Linked DNA regions of Homo sapiens: region 1 is linked to region 2. A link is an interaction called in ENCODE POLR2A ChIA-PET data of the cell type or tissue named here. Cell type or tissue: OCI-LY7. All regions are shown on one strand. Each heading gives the region's core, and the rest is flanking DNA. Links, peaks and the distances in the headings are about the cores only. Region 1 overlaps RBFOX2 (RNA binding fox-1 homolog 2). Region 2 overlaps RBFOX2 (RNA binding fox-1 homolog 2).

Evidence for each region. Peaks named below come from ENCODE experiments on the same cell type or tissue, not always from the same donor. Only the 100,000 strongest peaks of a DNase experiment are listed, where the experiment ranks them.
Region 1: POLR2A ChIA-PET joins it to region 2 with 5 read pairs; 5 of 35 experiments call an interaction of 5 or more read pairs at or near these places.

Annotation. Positions count from the first base shown.
Region 1 is chr22:35,818,176-35,834,923 of GRCh38, forward strand. All of the region lies in intron 2 of RBFOX2 (RNA binding fox-1 homolog 2), which reads right to left. Among named protein-coding and RNA genes, the nearest start is that of APOL5, 110 kb to the left of the region's middle. In OCI-LY7, for the core only: no CTCF peak of the experiment used is centred there; no DNase peak of the experiment used is centred there.
Region 2 is chr22:35,875,655-35,892,402 of GRCh38, forward strand. The region is part of intron 2 of RBFOX2 (RNA binding fox-1 homolog 2); the gene reads right to left. Among named protein-coding and RNA genes, the nearest start is that of RBFOX2, 140 kb to the right of the region's middle. RefSeq lists an enhancer at 7,244-7,745. In OCI-LY7, for the core only: no CTCF peak of the experiment used is centred there; DNase peaks (open chromatin) are centred at 7,227 and 7,577; H3K4me3 peaks cover 1,882 bases; H3K27ac peaks cover 3,933 bases.

The sequences.
Region 1 (16,748 bases), core at 5,723-13,722, 56 kb before region 2:
GCTCTTTCCTCTATTTCTCCTTAAACAAGTATTTAGAACCTCAAACATTCATGAATCATGTCTTCCACTGGCAACAACAGACAGCAAGAACTACTCTGGTTCAGCTACCTGCTTCTTTGGAAATGGAAGGCCCTTACAATTAATAGTTAACTGTCTGTTCTATTCAATGTAAATATTCTATTCCAATGGATTTACACAATCCATGGAAAATTATTCTTTTTCTCAACCAAACTTTTCACTACAATCTAAATTAATTTATTATTTTGTCATCATGGACAATTAAGTTTGCATCTTCCATATGCTAAACTGGAATAGCCTTAAAAATAGGCCAGGTGGCATTGCTCACACCTGTAATCCCAGCACTTTGGAAGGCCGGGGTGGGAGGACTGCTTGAGGCCAGGAGTTCAAGACCAGCCTGGGCAACATAGCGAGACCCTATCTCTACAAAAAAAATTTTTTTAAATAGCCAGGTGTGGTGGCATGCACCTGTAGTACTACCTACTCAGGGGGCTGAGGTGAGAGGACCACTTGAGCCCAGGAGTTTGAGGATGCAGTGAGCCTAGATCACACCACTGTACTCCATCCTGAGCAACAGAGAGAGACCATGTCTCTAAGGAAAAAACAAAACAAAGAAATAGATGTCACTCAGGTTCCAAATAAAACACTGGCAAAGTAGTAGAGTGTCTTCTGAATTACAAAATATTTAATTATGCTTTATAAATTTTGTTGGGTATTCTGTTGTAGTCTACCTCTTTAAAATAGAAAATTCACATGATATACATATAGTAACAGAGAAAAATTTTCCCTATCCCTTTCCCAGAACAAAACACATTTTGTCTACAACCATGGTTACATGGTGGCTTATATATTCTTTAATCATTTAACAAGTAAAGTCCCTAAGTCAACCAGGGACTGAATCATAAACGTCTTCATCATAGCTTCCTCACCAAATGAAGTGATGATGAGCATATAGGAAGTGCCCTTTAGAAAATGCCTGGTAATTGAATTAACCAGGTAATTGAATACCTGCTTCTGCAGTATAAGTCTATAAAAAAAAGATAGGAACCATTCTCTCAATAGCTTTACCAACTCTGCCAGGGACCTTACCACAATATAAATAATCATTCTATTAAGATACATATAAGGCTATATGTGGGAGTCCACATTATGTACTATGGGAAATTAAAAGAAAAATGAGCCATTGCTCTCACCTAGGCTATCTAAATAACATTTTTTTTGGTTTTTAAAGAGTTCTGCTTTATTTTAACTTAACCTCAACCTAATGAACTCTCCAAGCACCTGCCAGAATGATCTTTCTAAAATAAAACCTAAATCTGATAGTTAATTTATCTTCTTCTTAAAATCCTAGACTGCCAATGTTTACAGTCTCAAGTCCAAATACCTTTGCATGGAAGTCATGCCCCTTGCACACTTCATCTATTCAGCTTCAACTCTTGCCATCAAATATTTATTGAGTATCTATCATTCATCAGATATTCTGTTCTAGCTGCTGATGAAACAACGATGATTAAAAAGACAAAGTCCCTGCCCTTATGGAGTTTACATTCTAGTAGGAAGAGACAAATAATAAATTGGCAAGTAAAACAATAAACAGATGGTATGCTACAGAGAAAAAATAAGAGGAGGGTATCGGGGTATTGGGCTGGAGAGACAGAGAATTTCTATTTTCTAAGGCTGGTCTAGCAAGGTAACACTGATCATAATTTTTTAGAAACTAAGGCAACAAGCTATACGTGTATCTGGATGGAAGAAGACTCCAGACAAAGGGAACACAAATGCAAAGTCCCACAGGCAAAAATACAAGCAGCTCATTCTAAGAACTAGGAACATGGAGGCCTTGGAGACCTATGTGATCAGACTGGAGTAAGCATGGAACAGAGTGGCAGGAGATGAAGCGAGAAAGGTAGCAGTGGGGAAAGAGGGACGTTGATAGAAATCCTGTAAAGCTTACAGCCACTGCAGGGAGGTTAGCTTTTACACTCCACTGAGAGTTCTGAGCAGAGAAGTGATGTGGTCAGAATTAGGTTTTAAATGTACCACTCGGCAAAGGCAAAGGCAGGGAGCCCTGTTGGGAGGCGACCCTGATAATTCAGCTGAGATGAAGAGGGTTTGGTGCAGGTGGTAATCTAATGTGTGTCGAATGCTGAAAACACCACGTACTGTTTCACCTTCCAGTTTCTTTGCACATAGTATTCTTTCTGCTTAGAAAGCTTTTCTCCTTTCTACTCATTGGGCTAATACATACACAATCTTTAATAGGTATTTGGGCATCTACTCCTCTCTAGAGGTTTCTAATTCACTCAAAAAGGGGGAAAATCATTCCTTCCTCCTACCCTCCCCAACCTAATACTTAACTCTATTATGGTACTTATATTCAATTACAATTATTTGCTTACATATGTATTGTCTTTACAGAACATGAACTCTTTGAAGGCAGGTAATTGTCCAGATCTAATTCATCTTTGTATCCCAGTGGCTGCCTTAAAATCTCTCAATAAGTATTTATTAAAGAAATAAAAGATGTTTCAACCCAGTAGAGTATATAAGCAAACACAAAGTTCTGTTATAACAAAAATGATATGGTGGTACAGGAAGTGACCAACACTCAGCATCAGGAAACAAAGGTGATATGAGGTAGGGAAGACAAGGAGATTCATTAGAAGGATACCACAAACTTTGAAGGGACTTACACTAAAGCTATGAACTACATACAATAGCCACAGCGAGATATAGACTGGGGGGCCTGAGCAATGACAATCCAAAGGCAGACTTGGCAGAACCTGGCAACGGGTATGAAGGAGAAGAAGACTACTAGATTTCAACCCCAGGGTACTGTAGGCTAACAAGGAGTGAGCAAGAAAGAGTGGGAAAGGAGAAAGGATCAATTCTAGCAGTCCAAGATGTTCCTGATATAAACTAATTAGATTCTATTTTTTCATATTTGAAGTTCATTCTGTTTTCTAAATGCATTCTAAAATATCTTTGATAGTTATTTCCAGAGTGTTTTTGGTAATTCATTTTTTCTTTTTAAATTTTATTTTTTATCTTTATCAAATTAACACATGCACATGATAGCAAATCAAATAGGTAAGAAGAGCTTATGATTAAAAGCAGCAGTAGCCTGGCCAGGCGTGTTGGCTCACACCTGTAATCCCAGCACTTTGGGAGGCCAAGGTGGGCGGATCACCTGAGGTCAGGAGTTCGAGACCAGCCTGGCCAACATGGCGAAACCCCGTCTCTACTAAAAATATTAGTGGGGTGTAGTGGAGGACACCTGCAATCCCAGCTACTTGGGAGGCTGAGGCAGGAGAACTGCTTGAACCTGGGAGGTGGAGGTGGACGTTGCAGTGAGCCGAGATTGCGCCACTGCACTCCAGCCTGGGGGACAGAGTGAGACTCCGTCTCCAAAAAAAAAAAAAAAAAAAAAAAAAAAAAGCAGTAGTATCCTATCCTTCACTCTGTCAGTCCTTTGAGGACTGACCTTCTTTTAATAGTTCCCTAAAAGGCAGAGGTTCCCAGGCCAGAGGCTGCCATTAGGGATTACTGACTGCTCTGACCACCCCCAAGCTTTGGCAACACATACTCAGTACACACCTGATCTACCCATAGGACTGTAGGACCTGGCCTCCTCTCCTGAGGCCGCTGAAGGAAGGGGTCAAGTGAGTTAACTGTTTGTATGGCAAACTTTGACCAAAAGGGGGAGGAGCAGGAAATGGGAGGAAACCATAAACACCTCTTCACACCTTCTTTGGATGGAAAGGACAGAGAAGCAATAGCTCTACACAACCTTCCTGAAGACTTCCAGTAAAACCAAGCAATCAGCAAGGCCTATTACAAAGAGAGGGCCAGCCTTTCTGCCTTGTCTCACTCTTCTTTCCCTCCTGCTTTCCTGAGATGGTACTCCCCAATAAAGTGTTAGTGGGTAAGGTTTTTGTTTCAGGTTGTTTTCTAGAGAACACTAGCTAAGAACAGAGTCTATGACTTGTGTCTTGTATTTTCCATTTTGGTGAATTAAACCTCTACTTTTTGGGAGCATCTCCAACTCTATTTGGCTATCCTTCTACTGTGTGCTTTCCATTGACAATAATGTTCTAAATCTCCTTTTGCATTCTCTAATTGTTTGCTCTTCATTATACCTAGTATTGGTTTTATAAATGAGTATTTATGAGTATTTTAGTTAGAAGATTCCTTTAAAGTTCTCTTCTGTTTCCTGCATTATCTTTTGCCCCTAGGTTCAGGTTTTCTTTTTGTTTTTTCTGGTCTCTTTCATGCTAAAAGTTCCTCTAAGACTTCTAATGATCCTCACGTACTGGTAACCCAGGTAAAAGGACTTGTTAGCTAGTATGAGTTTCCTCTGTGAATTTGCTTTCTGATTACATCTCTCTTTGGAATTAAAATTCTAATGGGAACTCAGTATAAGACAGAGAAGAGCATGTCACTGGCAGGCTTTGTGTTAGTGTAAGCCACTAGCAAAGTGCAGAATGCCCTCCCTCTCCATCCCCCTAAATATGAGACTAAAGGAAGAGGTGCCAATATCTAACACACACACAAAATTAAATTTCCCCAAACATTCTGATCAACTTCTTTGGAGACAAACACTGTTTTATGTTTTGTTTTTCCTTTGGGTTGTCTTTTTTTTTTTTTTTGAGAGTGAGTCTCACTCTGTCGCCCAGGCTGGAGTGCAGTGGCACAATCCTAGCTCACTGCAACTTCCACCTCCGGGTTCAAGTGATTCTCCTGCCTCAGCCTCCCAAGTAGCTGGGATTATAGGCACCTGCCACCACGCCTGGCTAATTTTTGCATTTTTAGTAGAGACAGGGTTTCACCATGTTGGCCAGGCTGGTCTCCACCTGACCTCAGGTGATCCGCCCGCCTCGGCCTCCCAAAGTGCTGAGATTACAGGCATGAGCCACCGCATCCGGCCTTGTTTTTCCTTTGTTAATGCTAGAGAAAGGGGATGGCATAGTACTTGCTGACTACTGCCACTGGGAAGGGGTTGGAAAGGGTTTGGCAATGCCAGGTAACTGAGTTATCCCCTAAATAAACACTGAATTCCTCTGTTTTCTGTCTCTTTCATTTTTGCTCAGAGAGCTCCCATGGGTTCCCCCTGGACAGACTGGCTTCCATAACACTAGCAAGCAGCCTCCTTGTATTCACCAACAGGCATCTGCTTATTCTTCATTTCATCCAACTATTGGTTCTCATTTGTTTTAGCTTTTCCAGAAATTTAATAACTCTCTTGTATATTAGTGCTACATTTCACCTTTTTCTATTTGCTATTGCTGATTTATTTTTTGTACTTCTATACTGTTATTTCAGGGGAGTCTTGTAAGAGATGTGAGGCAAATGAAAGCATCTATCTACCATCTTGACCCAGAAGTAATGATTTATTTTCTGCAAAACAAGATTTCAACCATAAATGAGTTCTGTTAATTCCAGTTTCCTGTATATATTTGAGAAACGTTAAATAACTATTAAACATTTATGTTTCTTTAAAAAACTTTTAAGAACTCGAAGATTTATTAAAAGAAAATTAGAGAAGATTAAAAGGAAAATAAGAAGTGTTTACTACAATTTTTAAAACTGCCTGTATACTTATGCTTTAATAAATTAGACACATTTAAATTACAGGAAGCAAAGCAACTCAGAGAAGGATCAAAACTAAATATGTGGCCGGATGCAGTGGCTCACGCCTGTAATCCCAGCACTGTGGAAGGCCGAGGCGGGTGGATCATGAGGTCAGGAGATCAAGACCAGCCTGGCCAACATGGTGAAACCCCATCTCTACTAAAGATACAAAAAATTAGCCAGGTGTGGTGGCGCACACCTGTAATCCCAGCTACTCGGGAGGCTGAGGCAGGAGATTCGCTTCAACTCAGGAGACGGAGGTCACAGTGAGCCGAGATCGCGCTATTGCACTCCAGACTGGGAGACAGGATGAGACGGACGAGACTCCATCTCAAAAAAAAAAACCCTAAATATGTGCTGTAAGTCACAGTCCTAATGCCATCTACAAACACACCCAGCACTATATGCTAAACATTATTTTAAATCCTTACAAACAGAAAAGATTTGCAAGGGTCTAACTACTCTCAGAAACAAAAGAAAACATCAAGTATTTACCAGTTAGAATGCCTAATTTTTCATCTCCCTCCTTCTTCATGAATGCAATAGTAGCCAAGATCAGAATGCAGTCTAAAGAGGAAAATAATTCCCGTTACCCCACTGATCTCTAGCAAATGGATCAATAAGGCAGGCCATGGACTCTGATCCTTCAATCAGGAATGGCAATGAAATGTAAACCAGTGATTACAACATTGAATCCTTTATCACAATGAGGCCAGCCTGGAGAAGAAATGGGAGTCCTATGTTAGAAGTAGTCATCAGAAATGCTATTATAAACAGACTGTTATTACTGAACAGGAAAACCTATCTCAACTTAAGAAAGGTGGCCTGCGGAAGACAGAACTAGGGATACCTGAAACCAGCTAACAAAAGAACCAAAAACAAGCCATCCATATTTTAATAGTTGTTTAGTAATGAAAATGTTTGTAGTTTTCACTCCACATTTCCTGTGAAAGTCAAGTCAATGCTAAACCAACAGGGCATACTTTAAAAAAGCATAAAAAGACATATCTATTTCTTCTCTTTACTTATAGTCTTCCTCACTTGAAACTTCATTATTATCATTATCAATTAAATCAACTACACTATCCAGCTTCATTCAAGAATAATTTTCTAGGCCTGGCACGGTGGCTCCCACCTGTAATCCCAGCACTTTGGGAGGCCGAGGCGGGTGGATCACATGAGGTCAGGAGTTCCAGACCAGCCTGGCCAATATGGCAAAACCCCGTCTCTACTAAAAATACAAAAATTAGCTGGGCATGGTGGCATGTGCCTGTAGTCCCACTTACTTGGGAGGCTGAGACAGTAGAATTGCTTGAACCCAGGAGGCGGAGGTTGCAGTGAGCCATGATGGCGCCACTGTACTCCAGCCTGGGAGTGCAGTTAATAAGATAAAATTTTGGGAAGCCAAAATGCATCAGATAGTCAAATTAATCAATTCTGTGCTTACCCCAGAGGAACCAAAGGCTCCAAGACAATTAGTAGACATTTCTCAAGGGTTTGGCCAAAGGTGGGTTACAGAGACTTGGTGGGGGAAGGCAGAGTTTATGTAAAGAAAAAGTTAACTAAATGTCTTCAGGCCTTCAAATAAATTTTGACTAAGTGAAAAAAAAAAAAAAAGAAAAAGTTTAATAGTAAGGTCTGTATTCTTTATATTATACTTAATGTAATACCTGTCATCAAAATGGGGGCAGGGCCAGAAATAGCATAAACTTTAGAAAGATAAACATGGGTTAAAATTTAGGCTCTGCAATGAATGTACTATTTGTGTGACCTTAGATGAGTAACTTAAGCTCTCAAGGCCTTCGGTTTTTCATCTGCAAAATGAAAATAAGGATCATTACCTAAAAGGGTACCTACAAGAATTAACTAAGATAGGCCGGGTGCAGTGGCTCACGCCTGTAATCCCAGCACTCTGGGAGGCCAAGGCGGGTGGATCACCTGAGGTCAGTAGTTCGAGACCAGCCTAACCAACATGGTGAAACCTCGCCTCTACTAATAATACAAAAATTAGCTGAGCGTGGTGGCAGGTGCCCGTAATCCCAGCTACCAAAGGAGGTTGAGGCAGGAGAATCACTTGAACCCGGGAGGTGGAGGTTGCAGTGAGCCACGATCTCACCATTGCACTCCAGCCTGGGCAAGACAGTGAGACTCCGCTTCAAAAAAAAAAAAAAAAAAAAAAGGAATTAACTAAGATCATATATAAAAAATTCTTTGCTTTTGGCAAAAAAAAAAAAAAGCCGGGTGCAGCGGCTCACGCCTATAATCCCAGCACTTTGGGAAGCTGAGGCAGATGGATCACTGAGGTCAGGAGTTCGAGACCAGCCTGACCAACATGGAGAAACCTCATCTCTAGTAAAAATAGAAAAAATTAGCTGGGCTTGGTGGCGCATGTCTGTAATCTCAGCTACTCGGGAGGCTGAAGCAGGAGAACTGCTTGAACCTGGGAGGCGGAGGTTGCAGTGAGCCGAGATCGCGCCATCGCAGTCCAGCCTGGGCAACAAGAGCGAAACTCCATCTCAAAAAAAAAAAAAAAAAAAAATAGAGATAATAATTACCACTATTATTGTGAAAGAATAAGAAAAAATAGAAAGCATACATAGTCCAAAATATAAATGCTAACAGCTGAGTTATAATCTTAAAGTTCTCCATGTTCTTTTTCATATGAACAGTCACATCAATACAAATATGAGGGGAAAAATCACATTCTTCTTCCTAAAGATTGCATATAAGAGATAGGCTAAGTAAAAGTAAACAAACCTCCCCCCCTGCATCTCCTGTTTTTCAAAAATGCCCCCTGGTTCCTCAGGAGGGAAAACTTTAAAGCATATATAGTAGCCTCTTTTATCCACAGGGCATATGCTCCAAGACTCTCAGTAGATTCCTAACACTGCAGATAGCACTGAACCCTCATATACTGTTTTTTTTCCTATACATATATAACTGTGAGAAAGTTTAACTTAACAAATCAGGCACAGTAAGAGATTAACAACAATACTAATAGTAACAGAACAATTATAACAATATAGTGTAATAAAAGTTACGTGAATGTGGCCTCCTTCTCGCTCTCTCTCAAAATACCATACCTTAGTATTTTCAGACTATGGTTGATCATGGGTAATTGAAACCATGAAAAGGGACACTGTGGATGGGGGGATTACTTTACTTAGATAAGCTTTTGGTCACAGTTGCTCTATGTTAGCGAACAACAGTCAGGTGACCATTTTAACTGAAATTAAGAAAGCTATAAACAATGCCATCTACTTATTTAGTTCTACAATGTGTTGCCATTGAAATCTGTAGATAATCTGATTATCATTTAAATAGCAATGACTCAAAGAGTCTAAATATTGCTTATTGAGGTTTTCTAAGGTTCCACCAAGTTTGCAGCAGTGGTCATCATTTTCACAGTCCGGAGTGCCCCTATCTTTTACACTGTTTAACACAGTGAAAAAATAGTACTTTGAATTTTCTCCCTCTTCTGCAAGATTTGCAAGGGCAGGTAATACATAGGAAAAAAGGATGCTTCTCCTTTTCCGCAAGACCACAAATCACACCAAACTATAAAAACATGGAAACTCTGTTTTTCCTGTGTTCTTGCTTAGGTATTTCTGCTAATGACTTTTTTCCCCCCATTAATTTTATCAGTCCTAGACTCTCTGAAACTATCCTACCACTAAACCTCACTCAATACTAAAGAATTTGATTCTAGTTTCAGATAATGTCTTGTATAACGCATATACATACACACACAAAGCAATGCCATAGCCATTCTCCTCACACCTTCCACTTCTGCCAAACTTCTCAAACTCTTTCCTCATATAAGCTTTTAACAACACTTTACTGACATCATTTTCATGTAATTTACTGTATCCCACTTTGTATTATAATTACTTACACATCTTACGCATTCTTCCTTAATACTCCTTGAAATGAACTGTTCAACTGATTTTCACTCATAAATTAAAAATATATTCAATGCAACACTGCTTAATTTTCATTTAAAAGTATGTGTTCACTCTTCTGCTTCCAATAAAGATGGAGTAACAAGAACCAGATTTAAGGCCAGGCGCAGTGGCTCACGCCTGTAATCCCAGCACTTTGGGAGGCCGAGGTGGGCAGATCACCTGAGGTCAGGAGTTCGACCTGGCCAACAAGGTGAAACCCCATCTCTACTAAAAATACAAAAATTAGCAGGGCATAATGGCACATGCCTGTAATCCCAGCTACTTGGGAGGCTGAGGCAGGAGAATTGCTTGAGCCTGGGAAACGGAGGTTGCAGTGAGCCAAGATTCTGCCACTGCACTCCAGCCTGGCCAACAGACTAAGAATCTGTCTCAAAAAAAAAAAAAAAAAAGAAACAGATTTTTCTTTTTACCTGAAACTACTAAAAAAACCACAAAATACATGAAACAACAGCACTCAAGACATTGTCTAGTAGGCAAGGAAGGACAGAGATTCCAGAGTCAGGAAACAAGCAAGTTGAGCTTTACAACTGCCCCAACTTATCACATGGATAAAGTTTCCAGGCTGCAGCAGAGAAGGAAGGACCCAGGCAGAACCTGGTGGGTTCCATGAATTGAGAAGATAGACCTAGAAGTCTGGAGAAGCCAAGACAGCACAGGGGACGGTACTGGAGAAAGTTGCAGAGAGAAAGAGAGCTCTAAAGATCTCAAGTACTCAGTTGAGTGATGACTGCCACATCTATGTGTGAAACTTCCAGAGGCTGGGGAAAGAACCACCTGAAAGAAATACAGGGAACAGTACTAGGAGCTCACACAGTGCCAAGAATAATCCTGTTCTTAACAGCCAGAGTGGAAAACCTAATGATGTAAGGAGCATCCATTAGAGTTTTAAAAAGAGTCTTGCCTCAGTGGCCAGGAAAAATTAACCAGAGACTAAACACAGCTCTAGTCCTGTCTAACAAAGCTTAAAAAACAAGACCTGAGGTCGGGCGTGGTGGCTCATGCCTGTAATCCCAGCACTTTGGGAGGCCGAGGCGGGCGGATCTTGAGGTCAGGAGATAGAGACCATCCTGGCTAACACAGCGAAACCCCATCTCTACTAAAAAGACAAAAAATTAGCCAGGCGTGGTGGTACGCACCTGTAATCCCAGCTACTCGGGAGGCTGAGGCAGGAGAATCGCTTGAACCCGGGAGGCAGAGGTTGCAGTGAGCCGAGATCGCGCCACTGCACTCCAGCCTGGGCGACAGAGCGAGACTCCATCTCAAAAAACAAACAACAAAACAAAACAAACAAACAACCCAAGACCCGAAAGGATCAAACTTTTTCTAAGAAACGCAGTTGTGCTGTAGATAAAGCTCAAGAATATTTATAGACATAAAAAATTATCTAGAACCCAACAAGATAAAATTCACAATGTATGGCATCCAGTCAAAAATTACCAGGCATGCAAAGAAGCAGGAAAACTACAACACATAATGCTGAGAAAAATAAATTAATCACAACTCACCCAGAACTAATACATATGTTAGAATTAGCAGATGAGGACATTAAAACATTTGTGTCTCATATGTTCAAGATAAAAAAGGAAAAAAATGAACATGCTAAGAGACATGAGAGGTGTGAAAAAGACCTACATAAAAATTCTAGAGACGAAAGCTATAATCTGAGATTTAAAAAACACATATACACCCACTGGATTGGATTAATGGCAGACTAGATGTTGCAGGGAAAAAAAGGTAAGTACATTTGATGTTACCATATAGAAAAGATCCAAAAAGAAACAGAGAGAGGGAGGGAAAAAGACCTAAAAGAATAGTGAGCCTTGAAAATGACATAGAATGGCTGGTTAGGATCTGCTATATATCTGCGATGACAAGTTTTCAAAAGTAGTATGTAAAGAATCTAACTCTTGGCCATCTTGAGTGGAAGGCAAAGCAGAGAGGAAGATGACTATGCTCAATATACCACATTTGGTATACTTGCCATGGGTTGCCAATCCCTAAGATTTCATTGTCACCTTCCACTTCTCTTTCTCTGTCGTGCCCTTTCCCCAGTTGCGGGAGTCATGCCCTTCGTCCTTCCTGCCTGACTCCCCAGGAGGCTAGAGCTCCTATGCCATTTACCGTCATACACCCAGGCTTCCACTTTCACTAAAACATCTACAATACAAGAGTTTCCTGTGTCCCTCAAATAGTTGTTTATTCCAAAATCCTCCCAATCTTCTAGCCATGTAAAGCATCTATTTCCCAAACTACATGTGTGCTAAGTATTAACTGATTTAAGTAATAAGCATTAGGTTACAAGTGACTACCCAATTTAACTCTCCCATTCAACATTTCAAAAGAGGACACTATCAATGAATTAGCAAGTTAAAAATCATTAATTAACTCAAAAGAAATATTTGCTGGATGCTGACACTGGTGATATAGTCCCAATCCTGAAAGAAACTATAGTCTGATGGAAAAACACAGAAATATACTCACAATTATAGTACCATATAAGCTAAACGAACAATGCATACAGAATGTTAATGAAGCACAGAGGGACAACTGTGTGAGACAGGAAGATTTCTGAAGTAGGTGAAGTCTAAGCTGAACCTTTAAAGACAAATTAATCATGTGGGAGAAAAATGCATCTGGCCCAAAGTAATAAATAATAGTCATGTATCACTTGATGACAGGGATATGTTCTGAGAAACGTGTCCTTAAGCAAGTGTCTTTGTGTGAACATCACACAGTGTACTTACACAAATTTAGATGGTATTGCCTACTACACACCTAGACTATATGGCATCGCCTATTGCTCCTAGGCTACAAACTTGTACAGCATGTGACTATACTGAATACTGTAGGCAAGCATAACACAAACCTAAGTATTTGTGTGTCTAAATATAGAAAAGGGACAGTAAAAATACAGTATTATAATCTTATGGAACCACTATTGTGTATGCAGTCTGTCGTTGACCCAAATGTTGTTATACAGTATATAACTACATGAAAAATGTTTTTAAAAAAATATGAAAATGTATATGAAAAGCAATAAGGTATAAAATACAGCATATGGAGGGAGAAAGGAAGTAAAGAAGGAGAAGAATCTTCATATTTTCTGGGGCTGGGGAAATAAGAGAGCAAATCAGGGGATTCATTCTATTATAAAAGGGATCCATCATGACCTGCTAGAACCACTCAAAACTGTCTCTCTGTCATGAAGCTATATGGGAAAACCTTACGTATGCTATAAAGGAAATTGCGAGGTCCTGTATCCCTCTGAGTCAGGGATCAGCAAACTATAGCTTGTGGTTCAAAGCCAGCCCTCCACCTACTTTTGCATAACCTGCAAGCTAAGCATGGTTTTACGTTTTTAAATAGTTAAGAGGCCAGGCACGGTGGCTTACGCCTGTAATCCCAGCACTTTGGGAGGCCGAGGTGGGCAGATCACAAGGTCAGGAGATCGAGACCATCCTGGCTAACATGGTGAAATCCTGTCTCTACTAAAATTACAAAAAATTAGCCAGGCATGGTGGCAGGCACCTGCCCTTGGGAGGCTGAGGCAGGAGAATGGCGTGAACCCAGGAGGCAGAGCTGGCAGTGATCCGAGATCGCACCACTGCACTCCAGCCTGGGTGATAGTGAGAGACTCTGTCTCAAAAAAAAAATAATAATAAATTAAAAATAAAGTTAAAAGAATCATATTTTGTGACACATACATATTACATGGAACTTAAATTTCAGTGTCCGTAAATAGTTTTACTGGAACACAGCTACAACCAACGATTCATTTACTTATCATCTATAGCTTCTTCAATGCTTCATCAGCACAGCCGGGTAGTTGTGACAGAAACAACATGGCTTGCAAAGCCAAAATTGTTTACTATCTGGCCCTTTACAGAAAAAGTTCGTGGATCTTTGCTCTCAGTTAAGAGTCTTTTCAAAACCCAATCTCCTTCACTTAAGTCCCAGTTTGTCTCTTCCAAACTTCTTATGAGGAATCATAATTAACATTAGGAAAAAAGAATACAGTTGTATCATTTGTGGACATAAAAGCATTCATTTATAATTTCATAAAATAATTATTGACTTCCATTACTCAGTGACAGTAACCTTTGAGGGATCAGGGCAAGACTCAGATACTAAAAGACAGGTAGATTCCTGCCAATCAGCTGAGGGCATGCTTTATAGTGGAGAGAAAAACAATATTCTATTTATTCTTTTTAGGAGTTCAAGGTAATATCCCTTCATTTTTGAAATTATAAATTGCCAACAACACTACATGTTCAATGAGCTATACAAACTGACTAAAGCCAGTTGTATGCGATGGCTCACGCCAGTAATCCCAGCACTTTGGGAGGTCGAGGCAGGTGTATCACCTGAGGTCAGGAGTTCAAGACCAGTCTGGCCAACATGGTGAAACCCTGTCTCTACCAAAAAGTACAAAAATTAACTGGGCATGGTGACGCACACCTGTAGTCCCAGCTACTTGGGAGGCTGAGGCAGGATAATCACTTGAACCCAGGAGGCGGAGGTTGCAGTGAGCCGAGATCACACCACTACATTCCAACCTGGGCGAAAGAGTGAGACCCTGTCTCAAAAACAACAAAAAAGAAACTGACTAAAGCCAAACATGTTATCATAAAACAAAACTTATAACAAAGATATGATACTTAATACTCATAACTGTAGAATGTTTAGCAAATGCTGGGAAGGAGGCAGGGGATGGAGAGAGGTTGGTTACTGGGTACAAAAACACAGAAGAAATAAGTTCTTGGCCAGGTGCAGTGGCTCGCACCTGTAATCCAAGCACTCTGGGATGCAGAGGCAGGCAGATCACTTGAGGTCAGAATTTCGAGAGCAGCCTGGCCAACATGGTGAAACCCTGTCTCTACTAAAATTACAAAATTAGCCAGGTGTGGTGGCATGCACCCGTAGTCCTACCTACTTGGGAGGCTGAGGCAGGAGAATCACTTGAACCCAGGAGGCGCAGATTGCAGTGAGCCAAGATCTGAGCCAAGACTGCACCACTGTACTCCAGCCTGGGCAACATAGTGAGATTCAGTCTCCAAAACAAAGAAGAAGAAGAAGTTCTAATATTCAACAGCACAGTGACTATAGTTAACAATAATTTATTGTGTATTTCAAAATAGCTAGAAGGGGAGATTTGAAATGTTCTCTATACAAAGAAATGATAAATATTTGAGGTCATGGGTATCCTAATTACTGATTTGATCATTACACATTATACGCATGTATCAAAATATCATATGTACCCCATAAATATGTATAATTATGCATCAATAAAACTTAAAAAGTAATCATAATTGATATTTTTACTTAGTGATTAGACATAAATGACAAATCATTCATATAAATTAATGCAACTAGTCCAGGACAGTCAGTAAACATTCTGGAAACCGTATGTTTTCATATCTATGAGGAGTAATTCAAGGAAGTAGGAAAAATAAGCAAGGCAACAGAAGATTAAAGGGAACGTTCAGCAGTATCTTCAAATATTTGGTTTTTATGTAGAAGACATGAAACCACTCAATGCAACTCCAGATGAGAAAATGAGAAGGAGTGAGAAGACAATCATGAAAACAGATTTCAGCTCATAAAGAAAACTTTTCTACTTATCATGGCCAACAATGGAACTATTTATCTTATGAGGTTCACAGAATAATGGAAGAGCATGCGAATTTGGGACTAAATAGATCTCCAGTTTGAAACCTATCTCTCTCTGTTTCCAGGCTGCCTGATCTTTAGAATCTCAAAGTCTCCTGCAAAAAATGGGAAAAACCTCACCTATCTCAAAGATGATTGACAAGTGATACATAATATGAATAATTATGTTTGTAAATGTGCTATGTATGTAAAATTGACTGGCACAAAGTAGGTATAAAAAAACAAAAACATTTTTATAATGGTCATTATTAGTGGTGGTTAAGAACAGAAATGCTGGAGCCAAACTCCTTGGGTTTCCTAATTTCTACAACATGGACATTAATAGTACTGCTGAGTAAGTATATAAGGCTGCTGAGTGGAATAAATGCTCTAAAATATGTAAAGCACTTAAGACAATGCTTAATGCACAGTATGTGCTCTGCATTATTATTTAGTATTATTAGATAATATTAATATTTTTATCATAGAATAATGTATACTTTATTACATATTATAAGAATGAAGTAATCTTATTCAACAATGAATTCCATTACTGCAAGTGTTTTATCAAAGTCTTAAGTCAGGGATGGAAATTTCAGAAATGAATCAGAGTCTCAACTAAATTAATTTATTCACACATTCAACAAATATTTACTGAATACCCAATACCTACAAGGGGCATTAGAGTACAGTGGTTAAGAATATCAATTTCTAAGCCAGTCTGTCTGGATATCATTCCCCACAACATCTCTTAGTAGCTGTCTGAACTTGGGCAAGTTACTTAACCGTCATATGCCTAGTTTCCTCTTTTGTACAATGGAGATAACACAGAGCTGCTGAGAGGATTCAATGAGTTAATGAGGGTAAAGTGCTTAGAACGGTATCTGATATTAATGCATCATAAGCATATATAAAGATTAGCTATTTTTATTATGACTATGTGCCAGGCACTGTTCTACACACTGGGAATACAACAGACTGCTGACGAGGATCCTGATCTCAGGGAGCTTCTGTTTGGGGTCGGGGAGGAGACAGACAACAAACAAACATATAACAATCAACGGTAAGAACTAAAATCAGTGACAAGTGAAGACAAAGCAGAATGAAGGTAGGAGTGATGAGGGAGTGCTGGTTTAGCTAGGAAAGTTAAGGGAGAGGTCGCCCTTGAGAAGAAATATTCAAGAGTAGAACAAACCATATGGGTACCAGTGGGAAGACATTTTGGGCAGGGAGAAAAGCAGAAGGGTCCTGAGCAGGAGGGTCTTAGGCATGTTAAGAGAACAGCAAAGAGGCCAGTGTCATTAGAATGAAATACAGAAAGAAAAGGATGGCAGGAGATGAGACTAGAGAGACAGCCAGGTTCCTGATCATGCAGGGTCACAGGATTTTATTCAGAGACTGAAGGGGAGCAACTGTAAGGTATAAGCACAGGAATGACAAAATCAGACTTGCATTTTAAATGATTCACTCTGGCAATGACCT
Region 2 (16,748 bases), core at 3,844-11,843:
TGTGTGTGTGTGTCTTGTAGCCCATATGGTAAATATACAGACTACCCAGACTACCACACAAGAATCTGGACAAGTCCCGACTACCCTTTTCCAACCTGCCTATTCTCCTAGCGCCTCCTTATCCCCCTAGGAGTTTAGCCATCACATATTAAACTTTACATTTTATTGGGAAAACAAAGAAAACATTTTAACTAACAAATTTTAAGAAAGCTACATTTTGTTTTGTGAAATAGTAAAAAAATAAATAAATAAATAAAGCTTTATTGTCCAATTCTAATACAAATTTTGAAAGCTGTAGTTAAAATTTAGTTTACTTCTTAAGTCAAAGAGGTAAATCTTAAGAATTCAAAGGAAAATGAGAGTTACTGAAAAAATGCAAATCACCGATAAACAAAGGTAGAAATCTGATACTTTTAATTGTGTCTTATAGTGCTGTTCATTACCCAAATTGCTGGCAAATAGCATGGCCTTAATAACTGATGAATGAACGGGCTAAATATGTACTAGAAAAAGAAATGTGAACCCAGAACTTATAAATATGGTGGGGGGTACTTTTAAGTAGCATTTTTAAAATTTTTTTATTTTTTTTGAGATGGAGTCTTGCTCTGTCACCCAGGCTAGAGTGCAGTAGCACGATCTCGGCTCTCTGCAACCTCCACCTCCCAGGATCAAGGTATTCTCCTGCCTCAGCCTCCCAAGTAACTGAGATTACATTAAGTAGCATTTTAGTGGTCTTTATTTCTGAAATGTGCTCGGAAAAAAAGACTATACCGAGAAAAGGGAGCAAAAAGAGTACTGTTTTCCTTGTAACGTTTATTAATATATAATAGGCAGTACCACAGCTCATCTTACAGATGAAAGACCCTTAAAGCCTCAAAACAAAACTCCTTTAAACGGATGCCTAAATGGGTTCACTTCCTCTGCTCTGAAAAAGGGTATTGTAGTCATTCTATAATCTATCTAAAATTTACAAAATAAGTCATATTCTAAAAATGCATTTTTATTTCAGTTTTTTAGAACTCTGATCACATTCTCCCATTAAAAGAAACACACACACACACACACACACACACACACACACACACAGATTTATAAATGATGGCTGTGTTTCTAGACCAGATATCACAAGAACCTAGTAATCATGGGGAAAACGTTTGAGCACACTGTACCAGTAATGTACCTGAACTACTATCCATCTGAAATAAAAATAAACAAAAAACAAGATAGCTAAAATAGCAGAAAATTACAAATAATGCCAATGTAATTAAATAAGAGATACTTTTCCCCCAGATCACCTTGCACGTTGGTTGGTAGAAGACAAATTTAATCACTGACTAAGAAAGTAGAGACTTCTGTAGATTTAGAGGAAGGAGTAGGAGTACTTTCAAGGGTTTTAGTCACTGGTGCAACTTTTTAAAAAATAATTTCAATTTTATTTCAACACCTACTGCATTCCCATTTTCCCTGATACAAATGTAATTCTAGTCAATCAACCATAAATTAGGTAATTTTTTATTTGATAATGAAACAAAGACATGAAGATAAGGAAAAAGAAACAGCAAGATTTAGAACAGAATAGGGAAGCAAAAAGTAATGCTTAATAAGTACTTGCTAAAAGGACAGGAAGGGAGAAAGGAAGAGAAAAAAAAGAGGGGAAAATGTGGATATATAAAAGAATGCTATTAGTGTAAGTAAAGATTAAACAGTAGAAGAGAGAACTGGAGGTGAAGGGTAGAAAGGCAGACCTAACATACCCATGATATTTTTAAAGGAGAAAGAGACTTGGTGATAAGGAGGAGACCCTGAATCAGTTCTCAGTATTGCCACTCAGGAGTACAACAGACTCAGAACTGCTGGGATGGGTCTGAAACGGTAACAATCATAACTAACATATACTGAACATTTACTATGCACCAAGAACTGTTCTGAGAGCGTTACATGGCTCAAAACAACCCTCTGTGATAGATATTATGTTATTCTCATTTTACAGATGAGAAAGCATGGTAACTTATCCAATGTCATTCAGACAGAATGCATCAGAACCAGATTTGGACCCAGTTAATTTGGTTCCAAAGCTTGTGCCATTAAAGCACTACTGCCTCAATAGTACAAAGCACTGGTCCCTGCGATGTGAGAGAGAATAGCTGATGTCAGCTAGAGTTCTACCACTATAAATTCTATAGTTACTAAGTATTCCGTTACTGAAAAAAATCACAGGTAAAAAAACCTCTAGAATTTGACAAATATTTATTGAACACCATTCATTATTCTAGACACTGAAGATAATAGCAGCGAATACACCAGACAAAAAACTCTAAAAGAGGAGACAGGTGGGAAAAAAAGTTTTTATTTTACATACATATACATACTACTACTACTACTACTACACACACACACACACACACACACACACACACACACACACGGAGTTTGTTTTGTTTTTAAAGATACAGGGTCTCAAGCCAGGCGCAGTGGCTCACTCCTCTAATCCCAGCACTGTGGGAGGCCGAGGTTGGTGGATCCCCTAAGGTCAAGAGTTCAAGACCAGCCTGGCGAACACGGTGAAACCCTGTCTCTACTAAAAATACAAAAAATTAGCCGAGCATGGTGGTATGGACCTTTAAACCCAGCTACTCAGGAGGCTGAGGCTGGAGAATCACTTGAACCCAGGAGGCGATAGCTGCAGTGAGCCGAGATCATGTCATTGCACTCCAGCCTGGGTGACAAGAGTGAAACTCCATCTAAATAAATAATAAAATAAAATAAAGATACAGGGTCTCGCTCTGTCACCCAGGATGGAGTGCAGTCTGCACAATTAGAGCTCACTGCAGCTTTGACCTCCTGGGCTCAAGCAATCCTCTTGTCTCAACCTCCAAGTAGCCAGGACTACAGGTGCATGCCATCTCCCAAGCAGCTAGGACTACAGGTGTGTCCCACCAACCCTGGCTAATTTTTAAACTTGCTTTTGTAGAGATAGGGTACCACTATGTTGCCCATGCTGGTCTTGAACTCCTGGCCTCAAGGAGTTCCTCCCACCTTGGCCTCCCAAAGTCTTGGGATTATAGGGATAAACCACCATGCATGGCCTGTTTTTTTATTTTTTATTTATATTGTCACCCAGGCTGGAGTGCAGAGGCACGATCTCAGCTCACTGCAAGCTCCGCCTCCCAGGTTCACATCATTCTCCTGCCTCAGCCTCCAGAGTGGCTGGGACTACAGGCGCCCGCCACCACACCCGGCTAATTTTTTGTATTTTTAGTAGAGATGGGGTTTCACCATGTTAGCCAGGATGGTCTCAATCTCCTGACCTCGTGATCCACCCGCCTTGGCCTCCCAAAGTGCTGGGATTACAGGCATGAGCCACTGTGCCTGGCCGTATGGCCTGTTTTTATAATATTTAGAAGATAAATGCTATGAAAAATTTAAAGTAAAATGGCTTTCAAAAGGCCTTATTGAATAGGAAACATTTGAGCAAAAATTTGAAGGCCAGGAGGAAGACATGAGTATATCTGGAGAGAAGCATTACAGGCAGAAGAAACAAGTACAGTAAGCCCTCCATATTTGTGGGTTCTGCATCCCTGGATTCAACCAACCATGAATGGGAAATATTTGGGGCAGGAGAAATAATTCGTACTGGATATGTACAGTCTTTTTTTCCTTGTCACCGTAAATCGTGTTCCAGAAACAATATAACAGCTATTTACATAAAATTTACACTTCATTAGGTACTATAAACACTCCAGAGATTATTTAAAGTATACAGAAGAATATGTGTAGGTTATATGCAAATGCCACACTATTTTATATCAGGGACTTGAGCATCTGCGGATTTGGGTATCTTTAAGAGGCTCTGGAACCAACCCCCTCATGAATACCATGGAACAGCTGTACAAAGTGCCTGGCAAATTTGAGGAATGGCCAAAAGGCCTAAGTAGCTGTGAGAAATGAGAACAGGAGGAGATGAAAGTCAAACAAGTACCTAGGAGCAGGCTTGACTGGAGCCTTGTGGGGACTCTAGCTTTTCTTCTGAGCGAAACACATCAGTGGATTTTGTGCATGATCAGATTTATATTTTCAAAGGATTATGTCAGATGTTGTGATTAGAATAAATTCTTCAGTGTCAATAGTGGAGATAGCGAGACCAGGTAGCAGACTATTACAAAAACCTGGGCAAGAGAAGATGGAATACCGAACCAGGATAGAAGTGGCAGAGCTAGTAGGATGGGCACGGCAGCTCACGCCTATAATCCCAGCACTTTGAGAGGCCAAGGTCGGTGGATCACTTGAGGCCAGGAATTCGAGACCAGCATGGCCAACATGGCGAAACCCTGTCTCTACTAAAAATACAAAAATTAGCTAGGCATGGTGGCGCATACCTGTAATCCCAGCTACTCAGGTAGCCGACTCACAAGAATCGCTTGAACCTGAGAGGCGGAGGTTGCAGTGAGCCAGATCATGCCACGGCACTGCAGCCTGGGCGACAGAGCGAGACTGAGGAAAAAAAAAAAAGGAAGAAGAGCTAGTATGGATTGAATTTAGGTTATTTTTGAAAGGCAGAACCTAAAGGATTTGCTAATTAACAGGACCGCAGTGAGGGAGAAAGAGGAGTCCAGGATGACTAAGGTTTTTTTTAGCTCAAGTAACAGAAAGATGTCATTATCTGAGAAGAAGAAAACTGTGGGTTTAGCAAGTCTGAGGGCAGAGGAAGGCAAGTAAAGGCCAGGAGCTCAGCTTTGGACATGTCAAGTTTGAGGTAACTATTATATTACAGATGGAAATGTCAAGTAGGCAGTTAGATATGAGCTTCTAGAGAGAGTTCTAGCTAGAGGTATACATTTGAGAGCCAAGAACATACAGACAGAATTTAACACCCAGTGTATCATCAGAGTCCACTGGGCCCAACTTTTCTTTTCAAGCAGTTCAGTTCTACCTGTAAGAATTTATACTTTATGATTTTTCTTTCTTAGAGGTATTCCAAAAAGAAAACAGAAAAACGAAATTGTTACTTTAAAAATAAACTATTTTATCTTGTAATAATACATGTATTCCTTGGACCCTTTTATAAACCTAAGATTCACTGTGAAATTTTAGAAGATCTTTATTTTTCCTACATCTTGAAACATTCTGACTTTTCAGCAACTTTTACTTTTTAACTATTCCCAGCCATGGAAGGAAGGGAGGGAGGGAGGGAAGGAAGAAAGGAGGGATAGGCAAAAAGGACAAAAACCATGAGGTATTATAAAAGGGATTAAAAGATATAGACAGCATTCAAATGTGATTGATGGTTACTGTAGGGGTAATATCTAATTAGTTGCATGAAACTTTGACAGCTGGGCATGGTGGCTCACGCCTGTAATCCCAGCACTTTGGGAGGCTGAGGTGGGCGGATCACGAGGTCAGGAGATGGAGACCATCCTGGCTAACATGGTGAAACCCCGTCTCTACTAAAAATACAAAAATATTAGCTGGGCGTGGTGGCGGGCGCCTGTAGTCCAGCCACTCTGGAGGCTGAGGCAGGAGAATGGCGTGAACCTGGGAGGCGGAGCTTGCAGTGAGCCGACGATCGCGCCACTGCACTCCAGCTTGGCAACAGAGTGAGACTCCGTCTCGGGTGGCAGGGAGGAGGGGGAAGAACCTTTGGTCAGGCATGGTGGCTCACGCCTATAATCTCAGCACTTTGGGAGGCTGAGGTGGGAAGATCACTTGAGATCATGCATTCAAGACCAGCCTGTGGCAACACAGCCACAGACTTGTCTCTACAAAAAAATAAATAAAAATACAAAAATGGTGGCACACATCTGTAGTCCCACCCAGCTACTCGAGGGGCTAAGGAAGGAGGATAGCTTGAATCCAGGAGATTGAGACTGCACTGAGCTGTGATCGCACCACTGCACTCCAGCCTGGGCAACAGAATGAGACTCTGTCTCCAAAAAAAAAAAAAGGAAGAAATTTTTTTTTAATGTCTAATGCAGTTGTTTTTTCACTATCCCTTTATTCTTATTTCTTAATTATAAGAAAACTTAGGGCCGGGCACAGTGGCTCACACCTATAATCCCAGCACTTTGGGAGGCCGAGGCGGGTGGATCATGAGGTCAGGAGTTCGAGACCTGCCTGGCCAATATGGTGAAACCCTGTCTCTAATAAAAATATAAAAATTAGCCGGGTGTAGTGGCATGGACCTGTAGTCCCAGCTACTTGGGAGGCTGAGGCAGGAGAAATGCTTGAACCCGGGAGGCAGAGGTTGCAGTGAGCCAAGATCACGCCACTGCACTCCAGCCTGGACAACAGAGTGAGACCCTGTCTCAAAAGAAAAAAAGAAAAGAAAGAAAAGAAAAAAGAAAAAAAAAAGAAATGAAAAGAAAAGAAAACTTAATATATGTTAAAGGAAAAAAACATTTTACCCGGCTGGTAAAACTTTCCTGGTTAGCTGAGAACTAAAGCCATGAGAGTGGATGAAAGAGAATCAAAAAAAGAGGTGAAAGGACTTGGCTCAAAATATTACAACTTTAAAACTGAGTACAAACTTCCAAAGAGGTGGGAAGAAAATCAGGAAAGTATGATGTCCTGCAAGTCAAGTATCCAAGAAAGTGAATTAGAGAACGAAGTGATCAGTGATAGAATATTCTACAGATAGGTCAAGTAAGATGAGGGCTGAGACCAGACCACTAGATTTAGCAGCATGCAAGTTACTGGCAACTTGGACTAGAGCCCTTTCAGTGGTGTGGTTGCAATAAAAACCTGGCTGCGTGGGTTTAAGAGGAGAACTGATATAATCAGATATAATCAAATATAAACAACGCTACTGAGTTTTGCTTTAAAGGAAAAGAAATTCAGCAGTTGCTGGCAAAGTGAGGTCAAGAGTATTATTTTTAAATAAGTGGAAGAACAGCTTAACTGTATGCTGACGGGACTAATCCAATAAAGACAGAAAACTTGATGATCCCAGAGAGAGGGAAGAGAATTGCTGGATCCATGTCCTAAACAGACTAGCAGAGATAGGACCTAGTATACAACTGGAAGGTTCACCTTATATAGGAATGCAAATGCTTCATGAGTGAGGGGACAGTTTATTCATACTGATGAGAGAAAGTGGGTAAATACGGGGGTGGGAAATCCTCTCCTGATTGCTTCAGTTTTGCACATATCATCTGGTACTTATGACTTGTAAGCAAAAGCCAAAAGAAGCAATTTAACAACAGCATGGCATTCTGGGAGCCTAGATGGCAGAGTATTAGGGCTGCTTTCTCACTTGCCCTCTGGGTTTCTGTTCTCTAAAATCCTTGCAATCACTAAATGGCATAACTTTTTCTACAAAAGAAAGGCAGGAAATTGGGGGGCACAAAAGAGTCACTGATCCATACTGACTCTGAAATCTAGCAGGGCAAACACTGAAAGTTCCTTGATTAGGTCTCAACACTGGGAAAAGAATTCTCCATGACTTTTGCCTTCATCTCTAGGCTCCTGCTTCCAACCTCTGAGTCATCTTTCCCTTTTGATGAAAGGTGGCATGTGTTAGCTCCTGAGCACTTTCTCAGCCTGCTTCCTGCCAGCAGAATGCTAGGGGTGTCCGACAGCCTCTTTTCATTTTGTACTGTTTCTTTTCCTGTTCAGTCCTAGCTACAGTGGATTTCCTGCATATCTCACCACAATAGACAAAAGCTATACCCATAGATCTCTCCAAGAGGAACTCTTCTACCTCTACCTTGGGCTCCTGCTAAAAAGGCTAGAAGCCCTATTGTTTGACGGAGAGGCCTTGAGTGTGACTGAAGAGGATGCTAAGGCACTACCTTCTCAGGTCTTAACAGCAGGCTTTAAAGGCACAGTCTTGGCTTTATCTTTAGACCGCCATTCTCCCCGGAGTGGCTCTTGAATTGATCTTTGCCGTGTCTCAATTTCATCACCCTCTGCCAACCAGAAAGGCTGAGAATTTTCAAAATCATCAAGTTCTGGCTCCTTTTTTAACAGTGCTTCCCTCAATTTATTTATTTCCCCTCATACTTTAAGCAGCAAGAAGGAACCAGAGGGGATCTGCAATGTTTTGTTTAGAAGTTTACTTAGCTAGATCTCTCAGTTCATGAAACACACTTTCTGCTTTCCACAACTATAAATGATAGTGTTGCTAAACTTTCTACCACTACATAACAAGGATCCCCTTTCTTCCAGTTTCTTTCCTTTAAGACCTCGTGACAATCGCCTCAAAGTCCCATTTTTATAATGTGTTCAAGGTATTCTAATCTTATACTAACACTCTCCTTAAAAGTCCACTGCCCAGTTTCAAAGTCACTCCCAGTTTAGATTTTCACCAAAAAGCACCCCACTATTGGTACCAAAATCTGTAGTTATCTCTTTTTTTTTTTTTTTTTTTTTTTTTGTGATACAGGGTCTCGCTCTCTTGCTCAAGTTCTTGCTCTCAGCTCATTGCAGCTTACACCTCCCAGGCTCAGGTGATCCTCCCACCTCAGCCTCCCAAGTAGCTGGACTACAGGCACGCACCACCTTGCCCAGCTAATTTTTGTATTTTTAGTAGAGATGGGGTTTTGCTATGTTGCCCAGGCTGGTCTCAAACTCCTGGGCTCAAGCGATCCGCCTGCCTCGGCCTCACAATGTGCTGGGATTACAGATGTGAGCCACCACACCCGGCCTAGTTATCTATTTCTATGTAACAATTCATTTTCAATCACAGTAGCTTAAAACAGCATTTATTATCTCAGTTTATGTGGATCAGAAATCCAGCTGGGTAAGCTAAGTGCTTCTGGTTCAGGGACTCTCACAAGGCTGCAGTCAAGGTGTTGGCTGGGGCTGCAATCATTAAAGCTTGACTATCAAGGATCCACCACCAAACTCACTCACCTGGCTGCTGGCAGGTCACTAGCTGTTAGGCCTAGACATCACTGGCTCTTGGGCCTTCCCACAAGGCTACTTAACAGTGTAGGGGCTCTGAGAGAAAGGTAGAGAGGGCAAGCACCCAAGATAAAAGCCACAGTCTCTTTGTAACCAAATCTTAGAAGTGACATCTCATCAATTTTCCATATTCTATGCATTCAAAGTGAGTCACTAGGTCCAGCCTATAAGGGGAAGATAATACACAAGGGTATGAATATCAGGAGGTGGGGATCACTAGGGACCATCTTAGATGCTGCCTATCACAGACTAGCTGAATGTATTACAACATATTGGTTAAGAGTACTGACTCTGAAGCAAGACTGCGCATTTGAATCTTCCTTCCCCGTTGTAAGATGAAACAAGATAATAGTAATGAAAGCATCAGACCCAGTGCCTCCTATCATAGGAGGCACTTGGGAATTTGTTTTCTTATCTCTTCCAATCCCAACTGCCTTTAACAATCGAAAATTTCTCCAGTTTGAATATTATCTGCAAACATCCAATATTAGAGCAACTTGTTGAGCAACATGCAAAAATGGTTTTGATTTTCAATGAATCCAAGAAACTTATTTTTAATAACCTTAATTTAATAAAATTAAACACAAAAATAAAAATAAATATCTAAAATTACTTAAATATAGCAGAGGAGAACACAGACACAGCAACAACTGATCTTCCCAACACGTGCTCTGACCACCTACCCCTGCCCAGCCTTTGGCATCTACTGTACTGTTTAGTGAGACCTTCAGTCCCACCTTGCCAAAAAAACCATGATGTTTTTTACCTAACTGGCAATTTCAAGTACTGTACAAGAAGCAGAATAAATAAATCATTAAGAATATTTTATGTGAATGTCAATTTATCTAAGAAATAATACTTAACAATTCTACTGGGAAAAATCATGCCCATTTTACAGATGAGACACAAGAGCATAAAGATCATCTGTCTAATCATATGGCAGGCTAATGACTAGGCCAGGGACAGAAATGTAACTAGCGTATGATGAGAAACACAATGAAACCATAGTCAGTTTTCTGATTTTCATGGATACAAGAATCTTGCCAGTGATTAAAGTTCATCTCACACACTCAGGAAAAATAATTTGACAGTTATTTTAGGGAATGAAAGCTAGGTCGTTTCCCCGCATAAACAACATAAGCTTCTGACTCTTACCTCCCTCTTGATTTATTTAACCTCTGAATAGATGGTCTATATTTAAATAAGCAAGTAAAACACCGTACAAGTTAATACACAATGAAGACAGTACAGAGCCTATAGATTTGGGTTAAGTGAAACCCAAACCTAATTTTTTTTTTTTTTTTTTTTTTTTTTTTTTTGAGACAGAGTCTCACTCTGTTGCCCAGGCTGGAGTGCAGTGGCACGATCTGGGCTCACTGCAACCTCCACCTCCCGGGTCCACGCCATTCTCCTGCCTCAGCCTCCTGAGTAGCTGGAACTACAGGCACCCACCACCACATCCGGCTAATTTTTTGTATTTTTAGTAGAGACGGGGTTTCACCATGTTAGCCAGGATGGTCTCGATCTCCTGACCTCGTGATCCGCCCACCTCAGCCTCCCAAAGTGCTGGGATTACAGGCGTGAGCCACCGCGCCCGGCCCAAACACAATATTTTAGTTGAACACTTTGCTACCCAGACAGTTCATTATACCTAGAATATCCAATTAACTTTTCAACCAATATCTGTGGAATGTCTATTCTATGCTGGCCTTCAATTACAAGTAACATATGTTCTCTTATTTAATAATAGTGAAAGATGCTAAAAAAAAATGTGTGAAGAGGAGCACCAAGTTCTCACATTCAGAAAAACCTATTAATTCTAAACAGGAATGTAATGCTTTCAACTGGATTACAACTTTTAAAAGCAATATAGTCATGTGCTGCTTAATGCCAGGCACACATCCTGTGAAATGTGTTGTTAGGTGATTTCATAGTTGTGAGATCATCATAGAGTGTACTTACATAAACTCAGATGGCCTAGCCTACTACACACCTCGGCTATACGGTATGTACGACCTATTGCTCTTAGGCTACAAACATGTACAGCAGGTGACTACTGAATACTCTACTGTGGGTAATCGTAACACAATGGTATTTATGTACCTAAACACAGAGAAGGGACAGTAAAGATACAATTGTTATTTATACACTCTTATGAAACCACCGTAAGATTGAACTGCATTGACTGATGCCTTCAACTGCATTGACTGATGCATTGAACTGCACTGATGAATGATGCAGTTCATAGCTACCTGAAACGTCTTTATGTGGTACACGACTGTACAGTTTTCCAGAACCAAGAAGGAGAAAGGGGAGTTAGTGAAGTAAGACTACAACTCCTAAAATATATTTTTGTCGTTGTTGGGAAAAGGACCAGAGGAAATATATCTTGGGTGTTTAATCCTCCACCCTCCCTCTCCGTCTTGTCAATATGTGTGCTTTGACCACGCTGATTTTCTGCTCCTCCAAACGAACAATTTAAAATCTACTAAGTATTTACTTACTTGGTTCCAAATTTAGTCCTTAATTTATATATTTTACAACAACAAAATTCCATATTCTGATTTGAAACATGACCAGAAAGAGATAGTTGTTTAACATTAAATGTCATATTAAAACAAATAGTAAAGGCGGCTTTCCTAAATAACTGAAGCTTGCCATATTTTAGCATTCATGCGTAAGCCTTTCCTATCTACTTAAAATCTTTATTCTCATTGTCAAACCCTGACCTCAAGGCCCTTTTACCTCATACCTGAACAACTACAATGGTAACTGTTCTCTATGCCTTTTCTGATCCCATCTCCTGCACTTCCTTGCCCTCCCACGCCCTGGAGGTCATGGGCTATTCTCAGCAAACTCCTCTACACACTCACCTCTCTTCTGTGATATTCTCTTTACTCTTTTGATCTTAAGGAAACCAGACTGCCCCTGAGATTACTGTTGCTTCTACAGTAAACACTTTTTTCTTACTCATCACATACCTCAGCAGGGGCAAGCATCGGCCTTACTCCCCATTACCATATAGTGTTGGACCTTCCAGATATCCTCTTCCTTCCTTCCCAATACTGCTTCCAAACCACTTCTCTTCCCTCCAGGCAAACTGCACCTGTCCCCTGCTAAATAGGGCTCCCTGATTTCATCTCCATTGTTAGTCTTATCACTCTGATAACTTCAACAGCCACATAGATTCAACATTTTGGCCTTCTTTTTGAAGTCTTTAGCACCAACTGTATTTTTCCACCACCTCACCTAAAGCCATTCACCTAGCATCATATTCTAATACAATCATTACCTACAAAAATTTCAAGTATTCTATTATCACACCATCAAGCGTTTGCTTACAATAGTAGTTTGACCCCTGTGGCAATTCTCCAGCCTCCTTAAGATCTATAGTTTACAGGCTGATGTACCACTTTTTCACTATTACTCCTTCTTATGTTCTACCTCCCTCCTAAGCCAGTTTAGATCCTATGGCCTCATACTACACAGAGTCCTCTCCAAAAAATCTTAATTTCCTTGTCCTCTTTTCCCTTAGTCTAACTCATTTGGCAGCTCCAACTATGTACTTATTCCTCTCCTGCATTTAAATAACAGAAGATTGCTGGATAAAACTCACACAACTGACTCGCCACCACATACATCAAATTTATGATCACAAATCTTAGGCCTACTTCATCTCTGTAGTAAATTTACTCCCCATTTTTTTGAGATTACTATTTTATACCTTGCTTCACTCCTCAAATCTGCAATATAGTAGTCATGTATCACTTAACAACAGGAATGTGTTCTGAGAAATGCATCACTGAGCAATCTGATTGTGTGAGAACATCAAGGTTCCGTGTGCTTACACCAACCTAGATGGTCTAGTCTACTACATACCTAGGCTATACAATACAGCCCATTGCTCTAGGCTATTGTCTTAGTCCATTTAATGTTGCTATAAAGGAATACCTGAGGCTGTGTAATTGATAAAGAAAAGAGGTTTATTTGGCTCACAGTTCTGCAGGTTGTGCAAGAAGTGTGGCACTGGCACCTGCATCTGGTGAGGGTCTCTGGCTGCTTCCTTCCACTCATGGCAGAAAGGGAAGAGGGGTTGAAGTCAGCAATGACCTCCATATTGCTAAACTCAGGCTTCTGCCCTCATCATTCCACCAAAATAACCCTTGCTAAAGTCACCAATGACTTCCATATTGCTAAATCCAAGGACAGTTTTCAGTGTCTTGCCACAATCTCTTATCTTGATTTCCTAATGTCCTGGTTTTCCTCCTTAAGAATAAGGTCTTTAAAACCTAGTTCCCTGCTTCCTTTGAAAATCTTGGCCGGGCACACTGACTAAGTCCTGTAATCCCAGCACTCTGGGAGGCCAAGGTGGGCAGATCTCTTCAGGTCAGGAGTTCAAGACCAGCCTGGCCAACATGGTGAAACTCCATATCTATTAAAAATACAAAAATTAGCTCGGCGTGGTGTGGGTGCCTGTAATCCCAGCTACCTGGGAGGCTTGAGGCAGGAGAATCGCTTGAATGCAGGAGGCGAAGGGTGCAGTGAGCCAAGATCATGCCACTGTGCTCCAGGGTGGGTGACAAAGCAAGACTCCATCTCAAAAAGGAAAAGAAAAGAAAAGAAAATTCATTCTTCTCCAGGCATTAACTTCTCTTCTTGCTCTACATTCCTCCCTAGACCGTTATCATTTTAAGCCATTATGAGACCCGCTCGGGGCATGCAGGTTTCTCACAATAGAGGAAAGCCTCTGTCTTTCCTTCTGTTTCCAGACCTAGGTGGCCATGTAAGCAATATTTCCTCTTGAACATCTCAAAGTTACCCAAGTACTAAATCCAAAACCAAACCCATGATCCCTTTCATCTTCCCTCCTACAAAAACCTGGTCCTCTTCTAAATTATAACATCCTGTCAATTTTACCTTCTGAATCTCTCAATACAGTTCCGCTTCCCTCCAGCCCATTCTATCATGACCTTCCCTGTCACTCAGACTCTTACACAACAATCACCTAACTTCTCTCTGCACTTTTACTCTCCTCTAATCTATGTAGGTATCTTTTTAAAAAATCTAATTATAAACTTCACTTCACCCTACTCCCAATCCTACTTAGAATCTTTTAATGGCTTTTCACTGTCAAGTACGGTACCTATCACGGCATCTGACCTTAAATGTTATCTGAACTGAGCCATTGTCTACATTTTGTGATAATTCAATTTACTATTAAGTCTAGTTCTCTAATTGTGTAGAGCAATTAGAGTGGCAAAATAGTGATAAAAAGCACTAAATGACTAACGTGAAACCTGAATAAGGTGTTGTTATTAGCTTATTTTTGCCTCACACAAAAGAACTTCCAGAAACTTTCACAGATTATCTCTATAATCTCTTGGTCCCATTTTAAAGATTAGGAAACATGCTCAGAAAGATGATACACTGACAAATGGCACAACCAAGACCCGAAACTGTATCTTTTGACTCACAGTCTGTGACTTTCAAGTTTTATGATAAAGCCATCAGTTACTTGCTACTTCATTTCTAAAATGACTGATATGCATTTTTCTAAGATTATTCCATGAATGTTCCTAAGAATATATCTTTTTCGTAACCTGAAAAATCAAGGTATACACAGTTAAGTAATTGTCTCAAGTAACGAAGGGTGATGAAAACAGAATTCAGGTTTCCTTATTTTCATTTCTCTACTCTAGCCTTGTACCATGCTGAATGCTAGTACAGGTAGTGTCCCTCATCTGTGGGAAATATATTCCAAGACCCCCAAGTAGATGCCTGAAACTTTGGGTAGTACTGAATTCTATATATACTACGATTAAGTTTAATTTGTAAGTTAGGCACAGTAAGAGATTAATGATAACTAATAATAAAACTGAATAATTATATACTATAATAAAAGTTACACGAATGTGGTTTCTTTATCTCTCTCAAAATATAATACTTTTGAAGTGTGATTGACCTTGGGTAACTAGAGATACAGAAAGTGAAGCCATGGATAAGGGGGACTACTATACTGATAAACTGGAAACCACTGAACAAATACAAGACGAGGCTAATTGTGGTATAGCAAGTTTTAGGGATGGACAAACCACAGTTCAAATTCTAACTCTGACAATTGCAAACTGTGTGACTTTGCAAGTTACTGAAATATCTGCTTTCTCATCTGTAAAATGAAGATAATAGCTAACACTCAGGTGCACTGAGGAGTAAATGTTATCACTCAATAGACAGTTTAAAATAAAATAAAATGAAACAAAAAAAAATCAGGTTCTCCCAAAAGAAGCTAGCATAAAATGAAATAAGAGCCATAGTTTTTAAAAGATGAGATTGCGTTTCCAGGTCTGCCATTTACTGCTTGTCATATACTCTCTCATGGTTGCTTTCCTCACCTGTACAATAGGGATAATGATACTTAGTCCTTAGCAATGTTGTGAGGATGAAATAGCACATAAAAGGATTTCACTTATGTATGTTAATTGAATAGCATATAAAAATCATTATTATCTGTGTAGACAGATTCGAATAGCATTCAAAAATCATTATTACCTGTGCATACAGATTCTCTACCATGGTGTTATAAATTTGTTAAGGGCACACTATGTCTTCGCTCTGTTGCCCAGGCTGGAAAGCAGTGGCGTGATCTCGGCTCACTGCAACCTCCACCTCCCGGGTTCAAGCAATTCTTCTGCCTCAGCCTCCTGAGTAGCTGAGACTACAGGTGCGTGCCACCATGCCCAGCTAATTGTTTGTATTTTTAGTAGAGACGGTGTTTCACCATGTTAGCCAGAATGGTCTCGATCTCCTGACCTCATGATCCGCCATCCTCGGCCTTCCAAAGTGCTAGGATTACAGGCGTGAGCCACTAAGGCCGGCCAGGGCACACTATGTCTTTAATCTTTAATCATCTTTGTATTTGCAACAGCTGGCTCTACCCATTATGGGCATTCATTAAATGTTGGCTGAACTGATTTATTAAGAAGACAGAATTGAACTATGAAAAAACAACAGTTCAAAATAAAATCCAGAAGTTCATCCATATAGAGCATGAATAAGAGAGGGCCTGGTGCCTGTCCAGCTAAGACTGCACAGACAGGGAGAACATATCCTGTTTTCTGGTAATTTAAGTAAGTGGTCTATAATTATGTTTATTGGATATAAATTACATAATCATCAAACAAGTAAGTTGCCTCAGTACAGGAATCATATCTGTCTGTCTCTTTCCCTGTTTTTGATGATGGCGAGAGAGGGAAAATAAATGACATAATGAATGCTTAATAGTACTGTGCAACGCAAAAAAAAAAAAAAAGTTTACAACAAATAATGGGGATTTTTCTCCATCAGGAGGCAACCTTAACAAGGGCTCCCGAGCCACGAGTACTTAACATACAAACTAAGAGGAAAAATATTTCACAAAAAACTAGTTTGTGTTTATCAAAGTTCTCCCTAGATGAATTCAAAGATACCCTCAACGTGATACAGAAAACACTTCGGAGTGGTGAGTAGTCTGCCTATGCAAATGTTCAAAGCAAAAAGTTGGCTTGTACTAGTTATTTACTGAGCATCTATTGTGTGCCATTCACTATGTTAAGTATATTCATAGATTATCTCAAATCTTCACAACAATCCTGAGTGCCACTATTTTCCCTATATGACAAATGAAACTGAGGCTCAGAGAGGTTAAGTAACTTAACAGTCATACACTTGGAAATGGCAGGGGTGGGATTTAGACCTAGTGAGGTTTCTGAAACCCGTATTCTTTTCACCACCTCATGCTGCCAACTGACGCTACCAAATTCACTAAAAAAGAGGATGACTCAACAGGAAAGCGGGGAGAAAATCTGGCA